5 separate regions of the Mus musculus genome follow, and all the other regions are linked to region 2. The links are chromatin loops, found by intact Hi-C in ENCODE. Cell type or tissue: left cerebral cortex. All regions are shown on one strand. Region 1 has its middle 130 kb from the start of Gm35422. Region 2 overlaps Tafa5 (TAFA chemokine like family member 5). Region 3 overlaps Tbc1d22a (TBC1 domain family, member 22a). Region 4 overlaps Tbc1d22a (TBC1 domain family, member 22a). Region 5 overlaps 4930445N06Rik (a long non-coding RNA gene).

Region 1 (5,000 bases), 200 kb after region 2:
GCTCACAGAAGCAGGGCACAGGCTAACAGTGTTCCTTCCATCCAGCCTCAGAAGGAAACCAGAGATGCTGAGAGTACAGAAGTTACCCGAGAGCCCAGTAGGGGCTAACCTTCCTTGAGTTCTGCCCTTTTGAATGCTGGCTTTGTAAAGTAGCAGCCTCAGTCTTCAACAAATAACATCCCAGTCCTTGAGTGGCTAACTAGGGTGGCTCATGGTAGTTCATTCATCCCCCAAGGTCATGAACACAGAGAGGCTTGGCTACCATGGGATTTGCCAGCTAAGGTCCACAGTACTATGGATTTGGGCAGCCATATATGAGTCACATGACCACCAAGCAATTAAGCTACTGAGCAGCCAGCCATTACCTCAAGGCCCTGGGTGTGAGGCAGTGTATTCTATGTGCAGCCTGTGGCAAGTACTGACGCATCTTATGCCTACAGTTTGGCCCTTTCCAAAGTGACAGGTGGAATCACAATTTGCAGCCTCTGGAATCCTGCTCCTTCCACTTTCAATAATACAGTGGATACTAGATATTAGATATCACAAACATGAATAGCTCTCTCTTTTCACACCCCGGTAGTATTTCATTGAATGGGCTGCATAGGTTTTTATTTTCTACCCCTTTATAATCTCACAGAGGATTTTTTTTTTTTGGATGCATGACTTGAGAATAATGCTGTCAGTACCTTGAAGGAACCTTGTTGAGGGCAGATTTTCATTTCTCTTGGAAAAAGCTGGGCCAGGTATACTTAGTTTCTAGGAAAATGGCCCGACTATTTTCTAAAGTTGTCTGCTCCACTCATTCTATGTGGTGAAGTTGTTTCCTGCCTTTGTGTACCTTGTGAGAAGTCTAAGGTACATTTCAGGAGGTTTTTTGTTTGTTTGTTTCTGGTGTTTAAAAATGTTGGCTATATTTATTAACTGTGCATGTGACTTCTTTGGTGAGCTGTCTGTTCAAAATTTCACTTAAAAATGATGTGTGTGTGTGTGTGTGTGTGTGTGTGTGTGTGTGTATGTGTGTGTGTATGTATGTGTGTGTGTGTATGTGTGTGTGTGTGTGTATGTGTGTGTGTGTGTGGCACACATGCATGCCATGGGCATTTGTGGAGGTCAGAGGACAACTGTTGGGACTCCTTCCACCATGGATTGTTGTAATAGAACTCAGCAAAAAATTTGCTGCCAACTCAAATTCTCATGGGCAGGTGCCAGATACCTGGTCCTATGGCCCCTGGTATAAATCTTTCTATAGAACATAACTGTCATGGTTGTCACCCTGTCAGAGGAAAGGGCAGACTCTATTTGAGTTAAAATCTGAGTTGTGATCTTCTAGGTTGCTACTTCTTGCCGGAGGATCTCTGCTCCCCTCCTGTGGTGATTTGAATAAAAATGGCCCCTATAGGCTTCTAGGGAGTGGCATCATTTGAAAGTATTAGGACATGTAGCCTTGTTGGAGTAGGTGTGTCCTTGTTGGAGTAGGTGTGTAACTGGGGGTGGGCTTTGAGGGTTCAGAAGCTCAACCCAGTGTCACTCAGGCCCTTCTCCAGCACTACGCCTGCCTGCACATGTCACGCTTCCGGTCATGACGATAATGGACTAAACCTCTGAACCTGTAAGCCAGCCCTAATTAAATGTTTTCCTTTATAAGAGTTGCTGTGGTCATGGTGTCTCATTACAGCAACAGAAACCCTAAGTCTAAGACACCTCTCCTACTGAGATGTGAAACTCCCATCTCCCTTCATGCTGAGCTTGTCCAGGCTTCTGATGTCTTCCTCCCTCTTCTGAGCTTCCTGAGGTGGTCCTGTCTGGGGGTGTTGGCCACTGCTCTTGTTTGGTATTGCCAAAGCTCGGAATGCACCCCCCCACACACACACACCCCACTTTGCTCAGGGCTATGCCTCCAGTGCTGAGGAGATCTACAGAGTGAACTACCAGACTGGCAGCAAGCCCCTCTTGCAGGCTGCCTGTTCCTGTCCTCTTCAGTAAATCAGGCATTGTGGTGGCGACAGCAACACCCTTCCTTGCTGTCATGCCTTTTCTCTGTCCCAGAAACTATGTCTCCGTTGTTCCTTGTGTTCTGGGATGACTGGGCTTTGAGCATTCTTCACTTGCTACTGAAAGGTCCTTTGTTCTGTGTCTTGCAGGATGGAGAAGGTGGGGTTGTGGAGCTCACCCTCACATCATTGCTGTTTACCAGAAGCTCCACTCAGCACTTGCTTCCTCTGGCTTCATAGACATGCACTTTCTGGCAGAGAGGGGTCCTGCCCCATGGTCCTGGCCCTCAGCAAAGCTTGTCCTCTCCACTCCATTGAACAGAGGAGGTATTTTGAGAGCCATCTGTAAAGTAACCATCACCTCTGGACTGACCCTGGCTTCCTGAAGACTTTAGGATTTCAGTGTGACTTTCATTGCAGAATGAAGCTGCCTATTGTATCCCATGAGGCTGGTAGTGTGACCTATGAGCCCCCCACCTACCTGGTACAATGAGTCCCTCCTTCTGGTCATCCCAGCACCAGTAAGTGGCTCCTAGTGCCCTCATGTGGGCGCTCTTGGTAGTTTCTTGGTTTCTGGTCCTTTGGTAAGTCCCCAAGGGCCAGCCCTTGGAGCCTCTGCCTCTATCTCTTACTGAATTTTAGGTAAACTATGCACTGACCAAGGGGTGACCTTCTGGAATCTTCCATGTGGGGTTAAGGTTATATGTCTGGTGAAGTCAAGGTATTTAGTCATCATTCACACATCAAGTCATGGCCAACACAGTGTCCAGACCCCTCCTCTCTAGAAGACAGGTCTCCCATCCTCAGGTATAAGACATCCTCAGGTAAAAAAAAAAAAGGGCTGAGAGACAGGTTGCACAGGAACACTGGAAGAACACTGTGTGGGAGCCTAGAGTCTCCACAGCACAAAGGCTGCCATGAGCTAGCCTGGCCTTCTCCACCGTGTCTCAAAAGCTTCCAGAAGAACTCACAGAAGAATTCCTTAGCTCCTCAGGTCCTAGGGAAGGGGTGCCCACAATTACTCTTTCAACCACTTCCCCTTGGATGTCTCTGTCTTCTACACCTGCCCCTCCTTCCAGGGCATGTTCCCAGTAAAGAACCAGAAGGAAACAACATTTGCATGACTGCCATTTCTATTTCTTTCTTGAGATAGCTCTTGTAGCTGGGGCAGCCTTGAACCCATGATCTTTTGCCTGAAGGCTATACATCCCTTTCTTTGTTATTTTGAGAAATTGTCTAACTCTGTGTCATCCTAGGGTACTGAGGAGAGCAAAGAAATGGTTGTGTCCAGGAACAGCGTGTTGCTCTCCATGGTGCTGGTGAAGGCAGACTGGGCCCTGCTGTGGTAGTTAGAGGGGGCTTTCTGTTGACACTTCTCTGTAGACATAGGTAAAGCCACAATGGACACCTTATCTCCCTCACACTATTTTGATTGACATGTCCTGACACAGCAGTGGGAGTATTTCCAACAACAACAACAACAACAAAAAAGGTGTCTCATGTCTGAGGTAATGATGGGATGCCCTTCCTCTCTTTCAGCAAATATTAACTGAGGGGACAATAACAGTAGCTATGTCACCTACCCCTGCAGGTTAATGGTGGTGATGCTGGTGATGCTGATGATACTGATGATGATGCTGGTCTTGCTGATAACAGTAGTGGTCTTGATTATTGTGGTGGTACGATGCTGACAGTGATGATCCAGGTGGAGGTGAGGATGAAGGTGGAGATGGTGAGGATGATGACAGTAGTGGTGATACTGATGGTGGAGGTGATGATGGTTGAGGATGGTGATGGTGATGGTGATGGTGATGGTGGTGAAGGTGAAGGTGTGGATGGTGAAGACAGGATGATGATGATTATGGTGGTAAGGGTGATACTGGCAATAAAGACAGCAGTCACAACAAATGCACTATATTATCACTTTATAACTGTCCAACAGTTTCTTCCTTAAGATGAGGGAACCACACCACACATGGACAGTGTATATCCAGAGGTCTTGGTTCGACGATGATAAGACTCATGGGAGGAGCTGTCTTCATATAACATGGATAGAGGACCCTACACATTTTCCCTGAAACTGCAGAGTGTGAGGCAGGAAAGTCTGCTGGGATTTCTCCTCATACACATTCTCAGTTTATGGGCCTGCCTCTTGTGAATCATTTATAAACAACCCGCAGGAAGCTTATCGCACACACCTACAGTGTTTTCATCTGCCTGGGCTGCAGATGTCATCTCCCAAGGTGCCACAAACAAACAATTATCAAGGTAGTCCCAGATATTACATTCAAAGTTGTTGTCAAGCTTGGGAGTATCACTTCCCTGTGCTGAGATGGTGGGGTGGGACTGCCTAGGCTGTGAATCATTCCTGAGATGTGATTAAGATCAATGCTGATGGCAGGAAGTATTTGCCATGGAGTCTTTTAGATGAAGGGCCATGTTTGGGGAGGATAGAGTGAAGTGGACATACATAATAGATGCTTCTGGAACTTGGAGCCAGGAGCAGAGTAGGCTAGCGTCAAGGGTATGCTTAGGGCCCTGAGAGCCTCCAGGAGCTGCTGCTGCTGCTGCAGAATGGTCACTCCCTTCTCTGTGGTGTGTCCATCAAAGAGCCTGGACAGTGGATTGAGAAGCTGATGGTATCCTGAGACATGGAGCTCGAGAACAGATTCAAAGACTGGCATGTATCACCAACTCCAGTTACTTCCTTCCAGTTCCTTCCCTGTGAGCAGTATATAATCTTGGCCCCAGTTGCCCACTGGTAAGTGGCAATAACATATATTGACTCCTAGGATATGATAAATATTAAGAGACAAGCTGTCTAAATCATGAGAAATCACAGCTGTTGGGAACTGAGGTCTCCCATCCATTTGCCCATCCCTACCACAATGAACTGTGCTCTGAAGAGCTGTCCTGGCTTCTCTGCCACCCCAGAGTCTGCACATTCTTCAGTCTGAGCTTGTGGGACTTAGCGACACTCCACCAATTTAGGCCTGGAAGAAGAAGGGA
Region 2 (5,000 bases):
ATCTCTGTGCCCAGTGCAAGGTGGATGGGGAGGGGAGACTGCCCAAGGACCCTAGAGAACACAGCATTCCATACAGATTGCCTGTCTCCACTCTCTCCAGGCTTGCCTTTGTGTGAACTGTCTGTCTTCCCACTATGATGTCAGCTCTAGGACAGCGGTCATCTTGTCCACTTCTGTGCTCCACAGCCTGGCACGGGGCTGAAGCTCCCCCAACACAGACTGAAGGCACATGCCACAGGTTCCATCTTCAGCGTCACAAATCCCTGTGAAGCCTGGGAGGTGAGCCCAGGGCCAGCACTTTGCAAGGGGGAGACCAACCACATCGTGATAAGGGAGTCTTGCCACTCACTCGCTATCCTCCAGGACAGAGTTGGGGAAGTTGAGACTTGGCTTCCCAGGAGGTCAGAAGGCTAGATCCCAAAGGACCCCCACTTAGTGGCAGAAGGGAGTGTCCTCTTTCCCCCTGCCAGCCATTTTAAGAAGTGAACATTAGAAAGCACTCAGTATGTAATGCTTTGTATATCACACATACGATGCTCTGTATACATTCACCATGCTCCCGGCAGTGACAGAGGGCCCGGAACAGTCACTCAGACCCTCTTTAATGCTGAGAATGTCTCTGGATAGCTCAGCTCCAGGACAGTGCACACCAGCTGCCTCTTCACTTGGAGCACTTTGGAGCAGAGGCATTTGAAGGGAGGAGGGGGTCAGTGACATTCAGCGGGTGCCAATGACCTGCATAGAAACCCGACCTTACAGAAATCTCTGGGGCAGCTCAGAGGTACTGATAAATGCAAGTGGGCCTTTGGAAAGGAATGAGGAGCCTCATAGGATCCTGCTCCTGCCCCTCACAGGCCTTGAGCCAGTGCCTGGTGACACAGAGAAGCAGCTGAAAGCCCTCATCTGCCATGCTTAGATTCTAGACAAGGTGCTGCCTGTCCACTCTTTCCCTGATTGAGGGGGTTGGGCTTCACTGTAGCCCTGGGTGACAGGTGGCAATCTGTAGAGGTCATTAACTCCAGCACACCACGTTTTAATGCAAAAATGAGCCCTTCTAAAGAGGCAGCTGCCGAGCTATATAAAGAAATGGGGATTTTAATGTTTTGCTTTTTTTCTCTCTTCTACTGCGGCATTATCATAACATATCCCCATAATTACACCCATAAAGTCACCTGAAAGTACTTCACGCCACAAAAGTTGCTCTACCTATTTCAGACCCTGGGTGTAGAAGCAGGGACAGAGCTGGGAATTCAGCAGGGAGGAGTCTTGTGTAGTCAAGCTCTTTTACTGGTTCCAACCGCCTGTGGCATCAGTGGGGTCTGGATAGCTCATAACTAACGGGAGCAAGAATCCAGCCCAGTATGGAAGTGTAAAGTAGGCAGTAGACTCTGATAAAAAAATGGCCCCACCGGGAGGTTGGGGGGAAGGGCAGGGGTAGTCTAGACACTCTGTCCAGGAGCAGCCCTAGCTCTGAACGAGAGCAAGGGATAGTCAAGTCCAAGTTGATTCCTGCAGGTTTCTAAACAGAAAACCCTCAAAGGATGCAAAATGCCTGTCTCCATGTGTACCCCGCCCCCTTCCCGGCTCTGAGTCCAGCTAGGGAATACAGCCTATAGTTACTTTATGTGGCTGAAAGAAACAGTGTATTTCCCGCTAGATGTTCATCAAATAAAAACATAGGGCACAGGAGGCAGGAAGTGAAAGGGAGCGCTACTTCCAGAAAGGCATCACTTTGTGAAGCCTGTGGTCTTTTCAATTTTACCTCCTTGAGAACTTCAGAAATCACATTTGATCAGCAGGAGTACAGCACATTGCTGTCCGCACTAAGTATGCCACAAATTGTATTTGTAAAGGAAATGCGTGTTGGGGACCATCAAAGTGCCTACGCTCGGTTAGTATTCTAATGGATTAAAAACAATTCAAAACTTGTTTGTAATTTCTTCTACTCGCAGCTGTGGACATGAGATTTAACTGAACGGCACAATTCAATTCTAACAGGATTTATTTGAGGGGGAAAAAACAACTCTATGTTAAAGAGGCGGGCCCACTGTCTCTCCTCCACTGAACTCCCCGGTGTTCTGAAATGAGGCTGTCCTTGCGGCATTTACATGCCAGGAGCACTTGTCCACCACGCAGCTTTAAAGACGGAACTTGCCATCTATGCTATAAAGCACAGATCCCTTCATTCCTGAATTAAACACCACTTGCAAGAATCAAAGTCAAGGATCGGGGGTCACAAAGCTCATCTTTTTCTCTGAGTTTCCTTGCTGCTATAATCTCCAACACATGCTACAAGCACACAGCACGCCAGCCCCAGGTCCTACCTCATTCAACAAGGGTGTCTGGCCAGCTGACCTCCCTGCTCCACACACTGGAGCAATTCAAATACATCAGCTCCTTCTAAGCCGGGTCTGAGGAGTTTCCTCTGCCCAGAATAAAGCAGGTTCTCTCTTCTCACCTCAAGCATCATCTAACTTTACCCACAGACCTTGGTAAGCAGCTGGGTGCTTGCTTTATAAAGCGGACTTTGCGAGTAACATTTAGCACACATGAAATAGAGCACCCATTTTAAAGGCAGCCTCACAGCCCCCCCCCTCTTTTTTTTTTCCTTTTCCTGGCAATTCTTCCCCAATCCCTGAAAATGACAAGGCTGCGTCACCATAGCAACCAGCCTAATTGGTGGACTGCAGGTCTTTCACTAGCCAGAGGGTGGAGCCCACCTCCTTAATATGACTCTTAAGCACATAGCAAAGAAGGGTGTCCAATGGGCAAGAGCTGTTGAGCCCCCCAGCAGAAACCAGGCCAGGAAATAATCTAGTTTCCTCCACTTAGCGCCAGGAAGTGAGATCCGTGTGTGTTACAGAGAAACATACACACCGTAGGGCAGCATTACTGAGCCCTAAAAGATGGACGCTGGCTTCCTAAGTGTCTCCGCTCAGTAGCAGAAAGACACTTAGGGTAATAAAAGTCCTCGCTGAAACATCTTGCACACAAAGATGCTAACTATCTTTCATCCCAGATGTGTTGGAAGAAAGGCTGGAAATCGCAAGAACTATCTAATTATCATTTTCTATGCATTATCAATTCTAAGGGGGGGGGGAGGAAAAAAAGAAATATCTTTTTCTCTAGGATTCCAATTCCCAGCTATAAATTATGATGATGTTATTTTGTATTTTAGAGAAATGCTTTAATTTCTCCAATTGCATTTCTGGTGTAATGGGGTGTGTCTGAAAACGTTAGCTTATTGTCAATTATTCCATTACGTGGGGATGGAAACAGCTATCAAAATGTGGCTGTTCAGAAGCTTCGTTATTAAGGACTTCTGCTCTTCTGGATAAGTCATTCTTACCGACTGCCCTTATAGCAGAGAACCAACTTGCAGGAAGATAGGGCTGCCCTTTTCTCTGAATATATGACATTACTTCCCTATAGTCAGATCAAGAAGCAAGCCAACAGGACGAAGTGGGGCCGAAGCTAGGAAACAAGGGACAAAGGCTATACTAGCTGGGAGTGCATACAAGGCCCCAGCTTGGTGGCTCCCTGAAGAGGAGAGTGTTGAGGTCAAGGGCTGGGTTGTCACTCAGTCAGTAACAGTGGATGGCTGTCCCTTTTCAACATGCAGAGCTGCCTCTATGAGCCCAGTCTACAGCTCTGGGCTCTCGGGCTGACCCAAGGACAGTGTTACCAGAATCTGCCTAGGAAGAGCAGCCAGCTCCAGGTTTCCGCGCCCCGTGCCCCTCCCCCACTGCTGAATGTGCCACTCCTGGGACAACACCAGGAAGTGCATTTCATCCTGGTATCACCTGTCTATCTCTGGAGTTTACCCATCTTTAACCCGTCCTGTATCATTAAGGAATCTAGGCTCAATGGTACCTGGGAAGAAGCCCCTGAAAGAAGCCGGCAGGCTACAGAAGGCTAAGCAGTGAGTACTCTCCTGTGGCTCAGCCCACCAGCTTCCTTTCCCTATCCTAGGGCAGCCAGGTTAGAATACTGTCAGCAGCCAGTCTCTTGCTTGATGAACCTCAAGGCGCCACAGCAGCACAGGCATATGCAGACTGAGTAGTTCCTCTGGGCTCACTAGCATTTCCCTTAAGATGCCTCGACCATGTTGGGGGTTGAGCTATCCCCATTCAGAGTTGTCCCAGGACTCTGATGACATATTCGGCCTCGACTTGAGTCTCAAGACTGCTGCAATTTCATTTCAGAGCTAGGATTGGGAACTAGGAGGCCCCAGGCTCGAGCGATGGCCGGGGAAAGGAGGGAGGAGTGAGAGGAACCACTTGGTGATGGCCTTTTATTTTAAATTAGTAAAGAATCCATATTTTGTCATCACCTCCCTTGCCTGTGGCATTTTTTTCATGACAGGTGTTCACTGGCACTAGTTTTTCTTCCCGCAGAGACGGGAAGGAAGGCAGAAACTGTAACCAGGCAAGCGCCCATCTCTTATAGAGCCTATGCCCGGGACTCTAACCAGCCTCTACCCACCCCAACAGCTTCCGACAGTCAGCAGACACCAGCCAAGATGATGCCTACCCATACTACACCAGCCCCAAGACTGTACCCAGGACTCAGATTATCGGTACCCAGATAAGACCTACTGATAAGATCACCCATCGTCCGGGTCCCAGCCTAAGCCCAGCTCCAGAACCCCGTGCCAGGCTCCGACCAGCCCGCACCTCCCTCCGCAGCCCTTGCCAGACCCACTGGGTCGTCAGTTCATTCCTCCGAACCACCCTTGCAGCGGTAGCGGGCCCTCCCCTCCAGAGGCATCCGTTCCCTTACTTCTCCTTTTACAGAAAGCATCTGGCGAGCCCGCTTCCTAGCAAGGCAGAGGCTCCACCACGCGTCGGAGGAACCCAAGCCGCGGTCCTGCCCGAGGAGTCCCGCTCGGGCTCGGTTGCTGCGTCCCCATAAGTCCCCGGAGGGAGTGTCGCCGGCGGGAAGCTCCGCTCGGTCGCTAGCCTGGGCCGGAGCGGCGACCGCACGGCGGACACCGGGCA
Region 3 (5,000 bases), 1.3 Mb after region 2:
ACATTAACAAGAGGAGAAAGTTTAAATCACAGCACTTCCCCCCACAGCCTCTGGGGGAAAGCAGAGCAGGAGTGTGCACAGATAAGAAATAGGGGCGGCTGCCACCGGGCTCCTCACTAACCACTCCCTGGGGTGGCCTCATCGCACCTTCATGAGCTTGCAGGCAGGTACCATCACCCATCCTACAGGGGATGAAACGGAAGCTCTAAGGAGGTAGCAGGACAATGCCTAGGCAACCCTGTTGGTATTAGGCATGGTACAGCAGGACCTGTGCCCACCCCACCCTGCCTCCCAAGACGATAAGAGCCAGGGCCTGAAGTGACGATTTCATACTTTTCTATAATCCATTTATCCCAACTTCTAGAAACTAAAACAAATACATGAGTAATATCATGTGTTAAAAAAAGATCTTATTTGTTATAGATAGAAGTGTGTCCTTCAAAATGCACAGTGAGGCCCAACTCCCACTGTGACTGCAGTCCTTCCACACAAGGTCCACACAGGGGAAGCTGGGGCCAGACAAGGTCATGAGGGTGGACCTCTCTAGTGGGGCAGTGCTGGCACCTCAAGTGTAACTCTCTTACACCAGCTATTACTAACTGGATGTTCTCTCTCTCTCTCTCTCTCCTCTCTCCACTCTCCTCTCTCTCTCTCTCTCTCTCTCTCTCTCTCTCTCTCTCTCTCTCTCTCTCTCCCTTCTCTGAGTCTCCTTTCCCTCTTCCATCTCTCTTCTCTCTCCCCCTTCTGCCTCTCTATCATTTTACAACCCTTCCTTCCTCTTATCTCTCCTCTCCTTCCCACTACTTCCCTATTTCTTGCTCTCTCTAATTCTAGCTCTTCCCACTCTCCCTCTCTCTCCTTCTCTAACTCTAGCTTTCTCCCTCCAACCTCCCTGTCTCTATCACTAACTCTAACTCGCTCACTTCTCTCCCTCCTCTTCCCTTTCCCTCCTCCTTTCCCCTCCTCTGGCCCCCTCTTCCTTCCCTCTCTCCTTGTCTCCCTCCTCCCTCTCTCTTTCTCTAACTCTAGCACTGTCCTGTCTCCATCCTTGCTCCTTCTCTGTGTCTTGCTCTATTTCTCTTTCCGTACATATACAAAAGCAAAGCCATATGGGGACAAAGTTTAAGTGACATCTTCAACAAAGAGGACAGGCCTCACCAGAAGAACCCTCAGCCCACCCCTGATCTTGGAAAGCAATGTGGGTCCTATGAGGTGCCCAGTGCAGTGTCCTGTGACAGCAGCCTGGCATTCACCACCTGTCTTGAATTCCTCATCTGGAGAAAGTGTTATTCTGCTGTCAACATTGGGCACTGTGAATGTCTCCCTTTGAGACCATTTCAACACAGTCTAAGGCTTCATCAGAAAGCCTGTCCTGGACATGACACCCACACAATGGAATCAGCAGACACTCCTGACCTTCCCATATACAACAAAGGCATACAGATACGTGCAGACATCTGTCACCATCAGCACTGTCCCCATCAGCACTGTCACCATCAGCACTGTCCCCATCAGCACTGTCCCCATCAGCACTGTCACCATCAGCACTGTCACCATCAGCACTGTCACCATCAGCACTGTCACCATCAGCACTGTCCCCATCAGCACTGTCACCACCAGCACTGTCACCACCAGCACTGTCACCATCAGCACTGTCAGCTGCAGCAGCAGCACTGCCATCATCTTCTTCTCTGTCATTACCATCGACCTTGATTACCACATCCTCACCAGTACCATCCACATCACCAACATCACTCCAGATAGCTGGACAGTCCATGACTCCACTCAAAAGTCTGCTTTCCATTACTAGGCAAGGGCAGAGGACAGCAGACTAGAGACCAGCAGCACTCTGGTGTCCCTAGGAATCTGGAAGAAAATGATGGATCTGAGCCGTCAACGTCTGGTAAGGAGGAGCAACACCGCACAGAGTGGACTGTGGAGATTAGGTAAGCACGGAGATACTGAGTTTCTAGTTTACACAAACAGACGATGATCTAGAATGGTGGACTGAAGCACGAAGAGGAGAGCTCCCTTCCCCTGCCCAGGGCCAGTAGATAAAAGGAACAAAAACCCCATAAGCAAAATCACTGAAAACAAAGTTTTCATGGAGAGACCAATAAGCCAAAGAAGCAGAAGCAGCATTGTAAGCTCCATCATCACTGGAGCAAGGAGGTAGCAGATCCCGAGGGAATCTGAAAACTAATCACCCGGCACCACTGGGAGATGCACCCCAGAACAGTCATATGGCACCTCACAGAAGGAGCTGGCCTGTCCTGAAACTCAGCGAGGATCCCTTCCACCCACTTAGAAAGTGAGACCCAGAGAACCACAGAGCCGTGGAGCACCCTGCAGTCATGCTCAAGCTGAGACAGCGCTGGTAACAAGAACATACCCGGCACAAGGGTAAGTACAAGTGTAGGCTAAGCCACAGCAGAGCCTCGAAGCAAACCGAAAGAAGCAGAAGCTGGGACGAATACTCAGAAGTGACTCCCAGGCTAAGGGCTGGACCACTCCTAAGGGAAGGCTGACCCCTGCTGTCTGAGGCAGAAACCAACAACATAAGCAACCTCATTTTCTTCACTGAGGCACTACATGCCCACCAGTCCCGTAACAGCCCTGGTCAGCATGCGGAGGGGAGTGGCACCTCAGGAGTATAAGCTAGTTCCACCTAGACACCGCAAACCCAACCAAAAGCATGCAGGTGATTAAAGAAAATTCTGGGACTGGGCCCACAGCTCAGCATGAAGGCCCTAGGTTGTTCTCCAACACCACAAAGAAATTAAATAAAAACCAAATACAGGGCTGGTGAGATGGCTCAGCAGTTAAGAGCACCGACTGCTCTTCCAAAGGTCCAAAGTTCAAATCCCAGCAACCACATGGTGGCTCACAACCATCTGTAACAAAAAAAAAATCTGATGCCCTCTTCTGGAGTGTCTGAAGACAGCTACAGTGTACACATATAATAAATAAATAAATCTTAAAAAAAAAAAAAAAACAAATACATAACCAACAACCAAACCCCAGATGGACAAGTCCCAATGCAGAAACATGAAGTCAGAGTGATGTGACTCCTTCAACGGAACAACAACAGACCTCAGTGAGAATGAATCAGATGGATGCCAGAGAATTCAAAGGAACGGTTTTAAGAATGTTGGCAAAATCAAAGAGGACATGAACTCCTGAATGAATTCAAAGACAATACAAAGAGCTGAACAAAATAAAGATGTCAATACAGCAAATGAAGGATGAATTCAATAAATATAAATACTGAAAAAAATCAAATTGAAGTAAGTCAAAAATAACTCAGTGGAGACCTCACCAATAAAACAGATCAAGTAGAAGACAGACTATTATCAGAGTGTGGACACGCTGGATCAAGAAAACTGAAAGGCTTTCTTGCAGTCCATCTGATCACAATGGACTACAGAGCAGAAACCAACAGCAAGAGAGACTGCAAACAAACACGGCATCCATGGAGACTGACACACACCTAACAATCATCAGATTAAAGAGAGAAAAGTTAAATTGCTAAAATGTAAAGCTATAAAACCTCATAGGTTATTGCCTATGGGCGCAGTGAAAGTAGTTCAAAGGGGGAGTTTACAGCTGATTTAAAAGAAAATTGCAAGTACCTCAAATAAATAATTTAATGATACATGTTAAAAACTTAGAAAAACAAAGTACTGGAGCGATGGCTCAGCAGTTAAGAGTACCAACGGCTCTCCCAGAGCACCCAGGTTGGATTCCCAGCACCCACATGGCAGCTCACAAGTGTCTGTAACTCAAAGATGTCTGATGTCCTCTTCTGGCCTCCGTGGGCACCAGGCATGAACATGGCATGCAGACAGGTATCCAGGTAAGAGTCTCATAGTCATAAAATGAAATAGAAATAATTTAAAGAACTTAGGAAAGCAAGAACAAGCCAATCCAAACACAGTAGACAGAAAGAAACAATAAAGATGAGGGCCAGAAGCAATGAAACAAGCAAATATCCTAGCAGTGACAGAGCTGGCTTTTTGAAAAGGTAAACAAGATTGACGATCCATTAGATAAACTAATCAAGAGAGTATAAAGGCACAGATTAGTAAAACTAGAGATGACAAAGTAGATGTTCAACTAGACAAGCATGAACTTCACTAGGTCACCAGGGCATGCTTGGAAAACCTCTAGTCCAATAATTTGGAAATTGTTGATATAGACACATGACCGACCAAAACCCCAGATATAAACAGCTTATATGACTGTACAATAATCAGTGAGACCAAAGCAAGAGTAAAGTCTCCCAACTAAAAATAAAGCCCGGATTCAGGGGGACTCACACTGAACTCCACCAGCCCTTTTACACAGAGCTCACACACGTGCTTCTCAGGCTACTCAATAGAGCAGAAAGAAAGGAATGTGCCAAACTCCTCTATGACGCCAGGGTCACCCTGATCACAAAACCAGAAACACATACACAAACAGAAAATCTACAGACTATTTTCATGAATGAACATGGAATCAGAATTTCTACTTGTTTAGCAAACACATACACATATTAAAACATTTTTTTTAAAAAAGATTTTTGAAAATACAAAATAAAAATACTAAACTGGAAGTTTTTTAAATAAATGGATGACTTTCTAAAGGCATGTTACCTACCAAAATTAACTGAGATAAGATGAAGAACATTGATGAGGAAAAAAAAAAAAGAATATTGATGAGGATAAAATACTGGCAAATATAATTCACCGTGATCAAGCTGACCTCATTGCAGGGATGTAAAGAGAGGTCAACATAAGCAAATCAATACATGTAAAACACTGCATACATGGACCCGAGGACAGAAATCACATAACCATCCAACGCATTCAGAAAAGGCCTCAACACAACTCACCATCCCTCCATGATACAAGCCCAGAGAAAGCAGAAATAGAAGGCTCAAGCCTCAGCAAATAAAAGCTATGCGCAGCAACCCTATCACCAACCAGCAGCCAAACTCAAAAGCAGCAGCTGCAAGG
Region 4 (5,000 bases), 1.1 Mb after region 2:
AAGAGAGGGGCATGCCTCACACACTGGGGGTGTGGTGTGTGGTGGGGATCCATTCTGATGGCTGTTTTCATAAGAAGAAGCAATATGGACATAGACACAGAAGAGGTCGTGTGACACTTGGGCAGAGGTGGGAGAGATCCACCAGTCAATGAGGAGCCTGGGGAGGATCTTCCTGCTAAGCCCTTATTTATCTTTATTTATCGTGTGTTGAGGGAGTGCAGAGAATGTATGAGAGTGTATGTGTATTTATGTATGCTGCCCATGTGTGAACCACATGCCTGTGCACAGGCTTCAGGAGAGCATCAGGTGTTCCGCTCATTATTTCTTTGAGGCAGGATCTTTCTATGAACATGGAACTGGCTTTTTTTTTTTTTTTTTTTTTTTTTTTGGCTAGGCCAGCAAGCCTCAGCAATCCTCCTGTCTCCTGACAGCACGGAGGTTAGAGACATTGGTGCAGCCATACGTAGCTTTTGAGTTGGGGCTGAGATCTGAACGTGGGTCCTCAGGCTTGCCCAGCAAGTGCTCTTACCTACTACATTGTTTCCAGAACTCAGTGAGCCTGGAGCAGGAATGGCCCTGCCACACCTTGCAAGCCTCTGGCTTTGCAGCTTTGAGGGAACCAGTGTCTGTATTCATTAGCCCAGTCTATTATAATGGCTATGCAACCCCAGGAGCCCGATTCACTGGCATCCAAATCCCCAGCCCTAATATTGTCCCCTCCCTGGGGTGTGGCTAGGAGGGTACCACATTTCACTAAGACTGTGATTACAGATAGCCCCGGCTCCTAAGAAATGTGGTATATAGATATGGCCCATGCCCTAGACCACAAACAGCCACTTCACCCCTCCTGCCTTCTGAGATGGCATTTCCCTTCCATGCCCATGCTCTGGGATACAGTGACCTCTCTTATAGTACCCCAAGATTTACAAGAGCATGGGTGTGTTGTATGAACATGCTTTGCCAAGCCTAGGCACTTGGTATGCCAGAGAGAAAATGCAGATCTCTGTGTGAGGACTACATGCCAGGAGGTACTGTGTCAAGCAGCCTGGTAAAAATGGGATGCAAGAAGGCAGCTGACGACCAATACCACAGACTCAAGACATGTGTGGCTCCAATGGCCCTCTCCATGCCACTTTAAAAGGGAGCTGACTCTGCTGAGGTGGTGCCATGGCCACATAATATAAAGGGGACTCTGCATGGGGCCAGGCTATTGTGTCAACACACTGAACGAGTTAGGGTCTCAGCCTGTCTATCACCTGTCTCTAAGAAGCACCCAACAGAGTTAGAGTCAGTGGAAGCAAGGCAGAAACACTGAAGAGTGGCTGGAGTCACTGAGCCAAGGACAAAGCTGGCTGGAGGTCACTGGCAGGATGAGGGGTAGGGGCTTTGACTCTGAGCTGGCTGGCACCCTTCTCCCAAGAGGGAGGCCTCCCTGATCACAAAGTCCTTCTCAGCTGAATGCTCAAAGGTTAGAGTGGAGCTGATTAAATTGCATTTGCATATGTATTCCCATTTTCAATATTCAAGGCATAAAAAAACTTGCAATACTTTTTTAATAACTTGAACTTAATTCATATTTAGATCTGCCTTTGTGTGCAGCTGCTGGCTTTGTTGGTGGTGATAGAGCAGACAGGGCCGTGGCAGGTGAGTGCTGGCTTATTGTGCAGACCTCTCCAGGCCTGCTGGGGGCTGGGCTGTTGGCCCGACTGATGGGCTGTGCTCCTGGAGGACGGAGTAGTCCAGAATATGGTATGCTCGCAGCCTGATGTGAGGGGAATGATACAATCCTGTTCACTGGGGGTCCCCACAGGCTGCTTTTGCCTGGCAAAATATTGGGATGCTCAAATTGGTTTATGACCTTACACCAGACACAGACTTAAGGGAGGAACTCAGGTTGGCTTAGCTCAGACTGACAGCTCAAGGAAGACCCATGCTACCTCATCAGCTCCAACTTCCCCAGTGATGTGAAGGGATAGCCCAGGTGGTCAGATCCTGCACCCTCAGTCAGAAGACTGAAGTCAGGGTGGGGCAGCTCTTCTACCCACATGTACCAGCCATGTTTCCACACAGAGTGCCAGGGACCAGAGCACCTGAAGCAGGTGATCAGAACCCCAGAGTGAATGGAGACCATGTACCTACAGGATTCAGCTCCAGACACCACAGATGAACACTGGCTACCAGCCTAGAAAGTCCCAGGGACATCCTTGAAGTCCCCGGGAGGTTCTGCAGAAGGAACAGACCTCGCTAGGACCACTCCACCACTGGACCACTGGAAGGCAGCACTCGCTAGGCACACTCAACCAAGCGGTCCTCAGACCTCTGCAAAGGCCTCTTATAAGGCCTATCTCCAGAAAAGCAGGGGGGCAAATGGCTTGAGAGCAACATCTGGATCTTAGATGACTTAGCTGGTGTTCCACATTTCAGATCTTACAGGGGCTAAAGGGGTATGACAGTTTGAATAAAAATGGCCCCCATTTTATTGCTCATATATTTGAATGCTAAGTCATTCAGGGAACAGCACTACTTGAGAGGGAATAGAACCTTCCTTAGTGGAAGAAGTGTGTCACTGGGGGTGGGCTTCAAGGTTTCAAAAGCCCAAGCCAGGTCCAGGGTCTCTCTCTTCCTGCTGCCTGTGAATCCAGATGGAGAGCTAACTCTCTGCTACCAACCTGGTGGTAATGGACTGAAACTCTGAAACTGTAGGCCAGCCCCAATTACATGCTATCTTTTATAAGAGTTGCCATGGTCATGGTGTCTCTTCATACTAACGGAACACTAAGGCAAGAGGAGATTAAGAAAAGTTGCGTAGCTCAGGCTGGAGTCCCCAGTAACTCTACAGTCTGCTCTCTTAGAATATCAAGAGCCAGCTGTCTACTGAGAATCTGACATCTCACTCCTGCCAAAGGGTGACAGCTACCACCCTCTGCTGGAAAACTTGTGTGAAGCAACAGCATGGGGCCTGTCACGCACCAATGGCAATGGGTAGGGGCAAGCACAGTGCAGAGGCCATCCATCCTCCAGAGGTCTGCTGCTTGTGTTCCCTGAGGAGCCACGGACAGCAGGCCACATGCCCCCTGCACTGAGTTGATACAGCTGTGGACAGAGGCCTCCCAGCAGAGAGTGGAGAGAATGGCTGTCACCTCATTGTGCCTACGGAAGCTGCCATAGGAAACCTCCCCCTCACCATGCTTTTGCAGAACCTGACCCAGCCCCATCAGGAGCTGGAGTTTGTATCCCCTTGGACACAGACTTCCTCAAGGTGCACTAGAAATCGAGATGAGGCCATTAAGACAGGCAGTTGGGTGGACTTTCTCAGAATTCAGCTACCATGCCGTGAGGACACTTGAACAACCCAGTAGAGAGAAACAAGCTCCAGCCTTGGCCCTCCAGGGCCCATGCTGAGTCAGTTCAGCACACAGAGTCTACTAGCCGGGTAAGCCACATTCAGGGAGGACTCTCACCATCATGCTGGTCACCCTGCCATGCTGTCCCTGCTGAGCCAGAACAAATGGAACAAATGTGACCGAATAACAGCTGTGGTCTGAAGCCACTTAGCAGAAGTGTGGGATGATCTGTTTCACAGAACAGAGCTTCCTTCGGGTGGGACATCAGGACAGCCTGACCCTGGTTCTCTGTGAGCCAGGCGGGGCTGCGAGGCCTTTCTGAGCAGAGGTGAGGCCTGGCTCTGCGAACCTGCAACAGCCTCCAAATACCATGTACCAATGTGGTCTCAGTGCTAACCAGACTTTAAAGACAGACAGACAGACAGACAGACAGACACACACACACACACACACACACACACACACACTTTCTCCCTTCTCCCTCCCCCTTCCTCCATAATGACCTAATGCAGAATGTTAAAATTGCCAAAGATCCAAGTCTTCACAGCTAAAATCCCCAAGGTCTAAATGCCTGAAAATCACAGCCCAGTGGTGAAATCCTGAAAGTTGCAATCCCCTGGGGAGGGCCTGTGGGATGCTGTATACAGGTAAGAGAGGAGGGAGGCATCTGGACTCCGGAGAAGGGAATGGTCATGAATGTAGACACAACATGCACTTCAGCCTGGAAATGTGTCACGGGTCTACACTGTTATCCTAGCCATCAGGACGCTGAAACCCCAGGAATGGAAATGAATCCAAGAGCTTGCTTCTGCCTCAACAAGACTAGGAAGTTGCTGGATGGCTGAACCGTACTCACCTTCCCAACTGGATGAGAAGACAGTGCTGTTGTGCCATTGGCCACCACTACTGACCCTGCCACACTTGTGCTACATGCATGCACGCTAAGCAGACATCTATGGGCGTAAGAAAGCAGAGACATGACACATAGAAGGTGAGAAACTCAATCAGTTGTGTCCACACGAATGTAGATTGAGTCCCACATGAAGCTCAAAACAGCATCTCATACAAAAATGAATCTAAGTGCACTTTCATAGGAGATGTGTTTCTGAAAGAGAAAAAGCAGCTATTCATTTTCTCCATGTAGCTCTGGCTGTCCTGGAACTCACTTTGTATACCAGGCTGGCCTCGAACTCAGAAATCCATCTGCCTCTGTCTCCCGAGTGCTGAGATTAAAGGCGTGAGCCACCACACCCGGCTTTAAAAGCAGCTATTCATGGAGATACAAGACTGAATGCCAGTCAGGCTTACAGGCTGCTTCCATGCAACTGGCCATAGCCTATGCTCTTTCCCGTGCTCCACAACTGTTTGCTCCCCAGTAAGCTGTTGGAGTTACTCCTGCAGTTCACTGTGCTAGTTGGTTTGTGTCTGTATCATTTCAAAGCTGAAATTAACGCCATGCCTTCCTGGCTGCCACAGGTGAGCACCCTTTTCCCTGCACTCTTCCTGTGATGTGCTGCCCTGCCACAGGCCCAAATGCAATGGACTGTGAGACTTAATGGCCCAGGGTCATGAAGGAAGGGTAAAGACAGCTTCAACCCCAGAAACCTCAAAGACAGGAGTTGGCTATCTCCCCTCCCCCACCCTCACCCCAAGCCT
Region 5 (5,000 bases), 700 kb before region 2:
AGACCTCATCTCCAGCTCTATCATCTCCTTCCTGGTTGGAGCACCATCTGTTGTGTTTGAACTGGATATAGGATACAGTCCTTCTCTAGAAAAAGCCCTAATCCCATCCCTGTTCAGGCCCAGCCCTCTGGTGCAGTCTACTGCATGTCTGATAGATGCTTTCACACTCTTTCCTCTTCCCCTAGTCTGGGATCGCAGGACCGAGCTTTGAAATGTATACACTGTCTACTAATCTACAATGTCCAGGCATGTCCACTGAGCCTGGTAACTAGGAGTCTCACTGCATCGTGTCTCTTGTATAACGTCTGTAACCATTTTGTATGAAACACCCTCTTCCATAGTCAGGAATGTGGGGTACGGGGCAGCCCCAAATGAGTCCTTGGGTCCTGGAAGGATGAGGCTTTCCTGGGAAGGGCATGACAGTGGTTATTCGGCGTCTCTGTGGTTTCCCCAAAGAGGGCTCTGAACAGCATCCAGTGGCCCCAGCCTCTCCTCTACGTCTGCCAAAGTGCGTTTTACTACTGACCCAGAGCATGGTCCCAAGTCCCTGAACAAAAATCTTCAGTCTTGCCAAGTCGCTCTTTTATTGTTGCTATTAAACATTTATTAAATACTCTGTGCAGAGCCAAAGCCGGGTGATCTGGGCTGTGGCGAGTGAGAGCCAGACTGGTGGTGACCATACCATGAGTCCCTTGTGCACAGGTTGAGAAGTCATGGTGGATTGTACATCCAGAGGTGACAAGGAGGGGTAGGCAGCAGAGTCCCTGGGGCCAGCTGTTGGAGCTATGGCAAGCAGCTGGATGGAGTGAATATATCTCCTGGAGGGGCACAGGAGCACCCTGATGGGGAGAAATCAGCATGGCTGCTGTCAGGAAGATTTTCACCACGGCCATTTTATTTTGGCATCCTTGTGGATTAAAAGACAGTGCACACACTTTGGACTGAGCCTCTAATGATCCACCCTCAATGTCTCCATGTTGTCACCTCATTGGAGAGCCATGGGCAAACGTAGAAAAAGACAACCACACCTCACCATCAATGACTCTGGGGCTTAGTAGGACTTCACATCGGCTTCTCATAGTGCGGTGCTTAGTAAGACTTGGCAGCAGCTTTTCTTAGTGTGATGCTTAGTAGGACTTCACAGCTGCTTCTCCGAGGGTGTCAGAGGGAAGTTTCTCTGACTCTTTTGCCTGCTTTTTGGATCATTTTATTCCTACTGGGTTGCCTTGTCCAGCCCTGATGTGAGGGGAGCTGCCTACTCTTATTGTAACTTGTTGCGCCACGTTTGGTTGATATCCCTGTGAGGTCTGCTCTTTTTAGGAAGGGAAACAGAGGCGGAGTGGATCTGGGAGAATGGGGAGGGACTAGGAGGAGAGGATGGAGGGGAAGCTGTGGGGTTGAGATATAATATATGAGAGAAGGATAAATAAATAGTTATTTTTTAAAAAGAAAAAAACCCAAACTGACCCTCTCTGGCAATGATGTAGGCTCTACAGGGCCTGAGAAGTCCTTCCTTATCTACGGGAGGGAGACACTATGATCTGGCACTTCTCCCACACTAGACTCCTAAAGTGGACCAGTTAGCTTACCTCCCAGATCTCATGCCACTTTCCCAGTTATCCCAAATGCAGCTGCTTCCACCAGGGCGCCTCCCACATCCTCCTGGCTTCCATCCTCTTCCCTTCTTTCTGCTGCTTCTTCCTTCTTGTCTTTCCCCTCTGCACTGGCTGATTTTGTGTGTCAGCTTGATGCAGGCTACGGTCACCAGAGAGGAAGGAGCCTCAGTTGAGGAAGTGCCTCCATGAGATCCAGTTGTAAAGCATTTTCTCAATTAGTGATCAATGGAGGAGGGCCCAGCCCATTATGGGTGGGATCATAACTGGGCTGATGGTCCTGGGTTCTATAAGAGAGCAGGCCGAGCAAGCCATGAGTTAGCAGTGCTCTTCCATGGCCTCTACACCAGCTCCTGCCTCCAGGTTCCAGCCTTGCTTGCGTTCCTGTCCTGACTTCCTCCAACGATGGACTGTGATCTCGAAGTGTAAACCAAATAAACACCTTTCCTCCCCAACTTGCTTTTTGGTCATGGTGTTTCGTGGCAGCCATAGAAATCCTAATGAAGACGTTCTCCTCCTACTTAAGCTTGTGACTTTTCCCTAAAATTTATCCCCAGTCTTCACTGGGCTGGTCTGTGGGAGAAACTGACCATGGTCTGTAGTCATCCTACAGTGAACCTCCTTGTCAAAGATAACAACTTCAATACCAAGGGCCATTCTGTTGGGTTCACTTGAACCCAGGCCTGCTTCCCAGGACTGTCTGTGGTGGCTTATCCTCTGAAGCCAAACTCCACTCCCAAGGCATAGCAAAACCCTAAGCCACCATCCAATTTGCCACGGTCACATGGTAAAGAGGCAGCCACTCTCAGAGCTTATTATATGTCTCCATCCTGTCAGACCGATTCTCTTTCTCAGCCCTCGCTGCCCCCTACCTTCTCCACAATTCTTTCCTGACTTCCATGCCTAGAGGCCCATGACTCACCCACCATAGATTACGGTGGCCCCCACAGCCTGGTCTGCGCTTGGCCAGTGCCTTCAGCAGCTTGCATTCACAGTAGATTGTGCCCATCCCAAGTCTCCTGCTCTAGGTTGGGAACTCCCAGATTGAACTCGGATAAAACCCAAAAGGCGTAGCTGGGTCAGCGGAGAATGTTTGCTTCTCACAGCATGGTTGGCAACAAACCTACTGGACCTGTGTGAAAAACAATCCACCTCATGGTTGTTCAGGTCTGTCCAGGGCAAAGTTTTCCACAGCTCTACCCAGGGCTGGCAGGTCACAGAAGCAGAGGTGAGAGTGGACACCAGGGGGCGCTGTTGGACAGTTCTCGCAGAGCCTGGCAATTTAAGCTACCGTAGCAGCAGCAGGCTGGAATCAAGAGCTGGCAGCTCCCCGATGCTGTCAGATTTCGTTTTCTGGAAGTCGCTGGAAGTCCTGGGCTTGGGGGTAGTAAAAAGACATGCCAATGGTTGTGAGGGCCTTTTGCAAGCGTGGCTGGGTTCCTCTGGGCTGCACACTCTCCCCTCACGGGGAGCTGGCTGGTTGGAACCCTGGGTAGCACTTGAAGACCTTGGCCTGCCTCCTACACACGCTCTGCTTGGAGGAGCAAGGAGAATTGAGGAAGACAGGCAGGTCACACAGCAAGACCAGGCTGAGGACTCTGGTCTCTGAGCAGCCACAGGCAAAAAGCGGGTTTGGAATTGCTGGTATACAACAGGTGGATCTTGTAGCGGAGGGACAGGAGGAAGCTGACCCTGGGCTCTCCGGGCTGGCCTCCTCCTGGGAGACAGACCATGGATCCACATGTACAGTGAGGCTGGGTTATAGGGTCCCCCGGTCTTGCCTGTGCTGCCTCCTGTAGCCTTCAATCTGGGGAGCCACACTGTTGGTAGGCCTGCTATGGCTATGGCTGCGGCTGCGGCTGCTGAGTATGGTCTTGAGGTGGCTCTCAGGGGTGAGCAAGGCGCTGGCTCAGAGGTCTGCTGTGCATCCCAGCTTCCAGGAGTCTTCAGGAAGGGAAGTGTTTGTGCCTCACAGTTTACAGAGGGTGGGCGTGGGCGTGGGCGTGGGTGGTGACCATGTTTCCATCTTCGTTCATGCTGTAAAGTCTCTATGACGTGAGGGAGGCCACAGGGAAGGTTTTCACAAGGATTAAGAGCATCCAAGCACTAGGACCTGAGAGGATCATGAGGGCCCATGAAGGCCTATTGTATCCCAGCAGTGGGTGGTACTCAAACTCTAGGCCTCAGTTTCCCTCAAGCCACTTGCTTGTCATTTGGACACCTCTCCTTTAGTGCTCTCTCTCTCTCACACCTTCTGCCAACTCCCCTGGGAAAGCCACACCCTTAGGCCCATCCTGGAAGGCATCACCATCTTCCTCACTTTGGGTTCTTGCCTCTCCCTTACCTCTGGGAGTGGGCTAACTAGAAAGATTCTGCCCATCCTGGGGCACACCTGCAACCAGGGTAGCCTCTCCTAGCTGCTCCTGTAGGGGCCATGAGCATCTGTGTATCCCTTCACCTGGCCTTGCTCTCTTCAGCCTACCTCAGCATCAGCTGCTGAGACCATCCAGCCACTGCCCCACCCACCTGACAAGAGGGACCTGGCTTATACCCCAGTCACTTTCTATCTCCCATCTTGCACACAACACTCTTCGAAGTTTGGTTTCTATTTCTAAAGTCTCCTCCCTTGGCACAGGTCTTATAGCTGTGGTCACCTGTTTCCTCCTGAGGTGTTCATTACTTTAAGAATTCCACCCCAAATCTATCTCTCTACCTTCCTCTGTCAGGTTAATTTGGCAGTTTAGATAGGAGTGTACTTATGAATGGGTATGTCTAAATAGACAGGTATATGTGTTGGTATGTATGGATAAATACAGAGGTATGTTTGTATATGTGTTGGGGCACATGTGAATGCATGCCTGTGTGTGTATACACATAGATGCATGCTGTGAGGAATACACAGGAATGCATGTTTACATGTATACAGACACGGGTACATGCATGTATACACATGTGGGTACATGCTTCTGTGCACTCCCACATGTGGGTACGTACTTGTGTATGCACAAATACGGTGCATGTTTCTCTTTTTAATATCACATGTGGGTGTGCAGTTATGCATGTGGACACATGCGAGTGTATGATTATGTGTACAGACTCGCAGGTGACTACCTGTGTGTGTTCCCACAGGTGGTACATGGTTGGCTCTGTGCCCACATGTGAGTACATGTGTGGGTTCATATACACTCTCTTTGGCGGCAGACATCCCCACTGAAACCCCGTAACAACCTCTTCTTGCCAAAACCATGTCTCCTCCTTCCCTTCTCCCTCCTCCTTGCTTCCTAGGACCGAGCTCAGGTCACAGTGGAAGGCTAAACCACTGGTTTCTTTCTGTTCCCACTCGCCTCTCTTGCCTTGCTGGTGGGGCACTGTTCCTGACATGTAATT

The links. Hi-C counts contacts between places; a loop is a spot of excess contacts. Peaks named below come from ENCODE experiments on the same cell type or tissue, not always from the same donor. Only the 100,000 strongest peaks of a DNase experiment are listed, where the experiment ranks them.
Region 1: a loop joins it to region 2, with 4 times the contacts of the local background. A loop is called at or near these places in 5 of 42 quality-filtered maps.
Region 3: a loop joins it to region 2, with 4 times the contacts of the local background. A loop is called at or near these places in 10 of 42 quality-filtered maps.
Region 4: it touches region 2 in a loop (2.4-fold over the local background); 5 of 42 quality-filtered maps call a loop at or near these places.
Region 5: it touches region 2 in a loop (5-fold over the local background); 2 of 42 quality-filtered maps call a loop at or near these places.

Annotation. Positions count from the first base shown.
Region 1 is chr15:87,340,388-87,345,387 of GRCm38, reverse strand. No RefSeq gene overlaps it. Among named protein-coding and RNA genes, the nearest start is that of Gm35422, 130 kb to the left of the region's middle. In left cerebral cortex, CTCF peaks have their summits at 1,365 and 2,537 (motif pointing left); DNase peaks (open chromatin) are centred at 1,375, 2,181 and 2,506.
Region 2 is chr15:87,544,884-87,549,883 of GRCm38, reverse strand. All of the region lies in intron 1 of Tafa5 (TAFA chemokine like family member 5), which reads right to left. Among named protein-coding and RNA genes, the nearest start is that of Tafa5, 3.1 kb to the right of the region's middle. In left cerebral cortex, a CTCF peak has its summit at 2,710 (motif pointing right); DNase peaks (open chromatin) are centred at 3,515, 3,687, 4,555, 4,800 and 2 more places; H3K4me3 peaks cover 2,538 bases; H3K27ac peaks cover 1,367 bases.
Region 3 is chr15:86,247,974-86,252,973 of GRCm38, reverse strand. The region is part of intron 4 of Tbc1d22a (TBC1 domain family, member 22a); the gene reads right to left. Among named protein-coding and RNA genes, the nearest start is that of Tbc1d22a, 36 kb to the right of the region's middle. In left cerebral cortex, CTCF peaks have their summits at 54 and 2,529 (motif pointing left); DNase peaks (open chromatin) are centred at 17 and 2,497.
Region 4 is chr15:86,407,511-86,412,510 of GRCm38, reverse strand. All of the region lies in intron 11 of Tbc1d22a (TBC1 domain family, member 22a), which reads right to left. Among named protein-coding and RNA genes, the nearest start is that of Gm34965, 190 kb to the left of the region's middle. In left cerebral cortex, a CTCF peak has its summit at 2,925 (motif pointing left); a DNase peak (open chromatin) is centred at 2,924.
Region 5 is chr15:88,246,282-88,251,281 of GRCm38, reverse strand. All of the region lies in intron 5 of 4930445N06Rik (a long non-coding RNA gene), which reads left to right. Among named protein-coding and RNA genes, the nearest start is that of Gm41376, 31 kb to the right of the region's middle. In left cerebral cortex, a CTCF peak has its summit at 2,853 (motif pointing right); DNase peaks (open chromatin) are centred at 2,877, 3,595 and 4,800.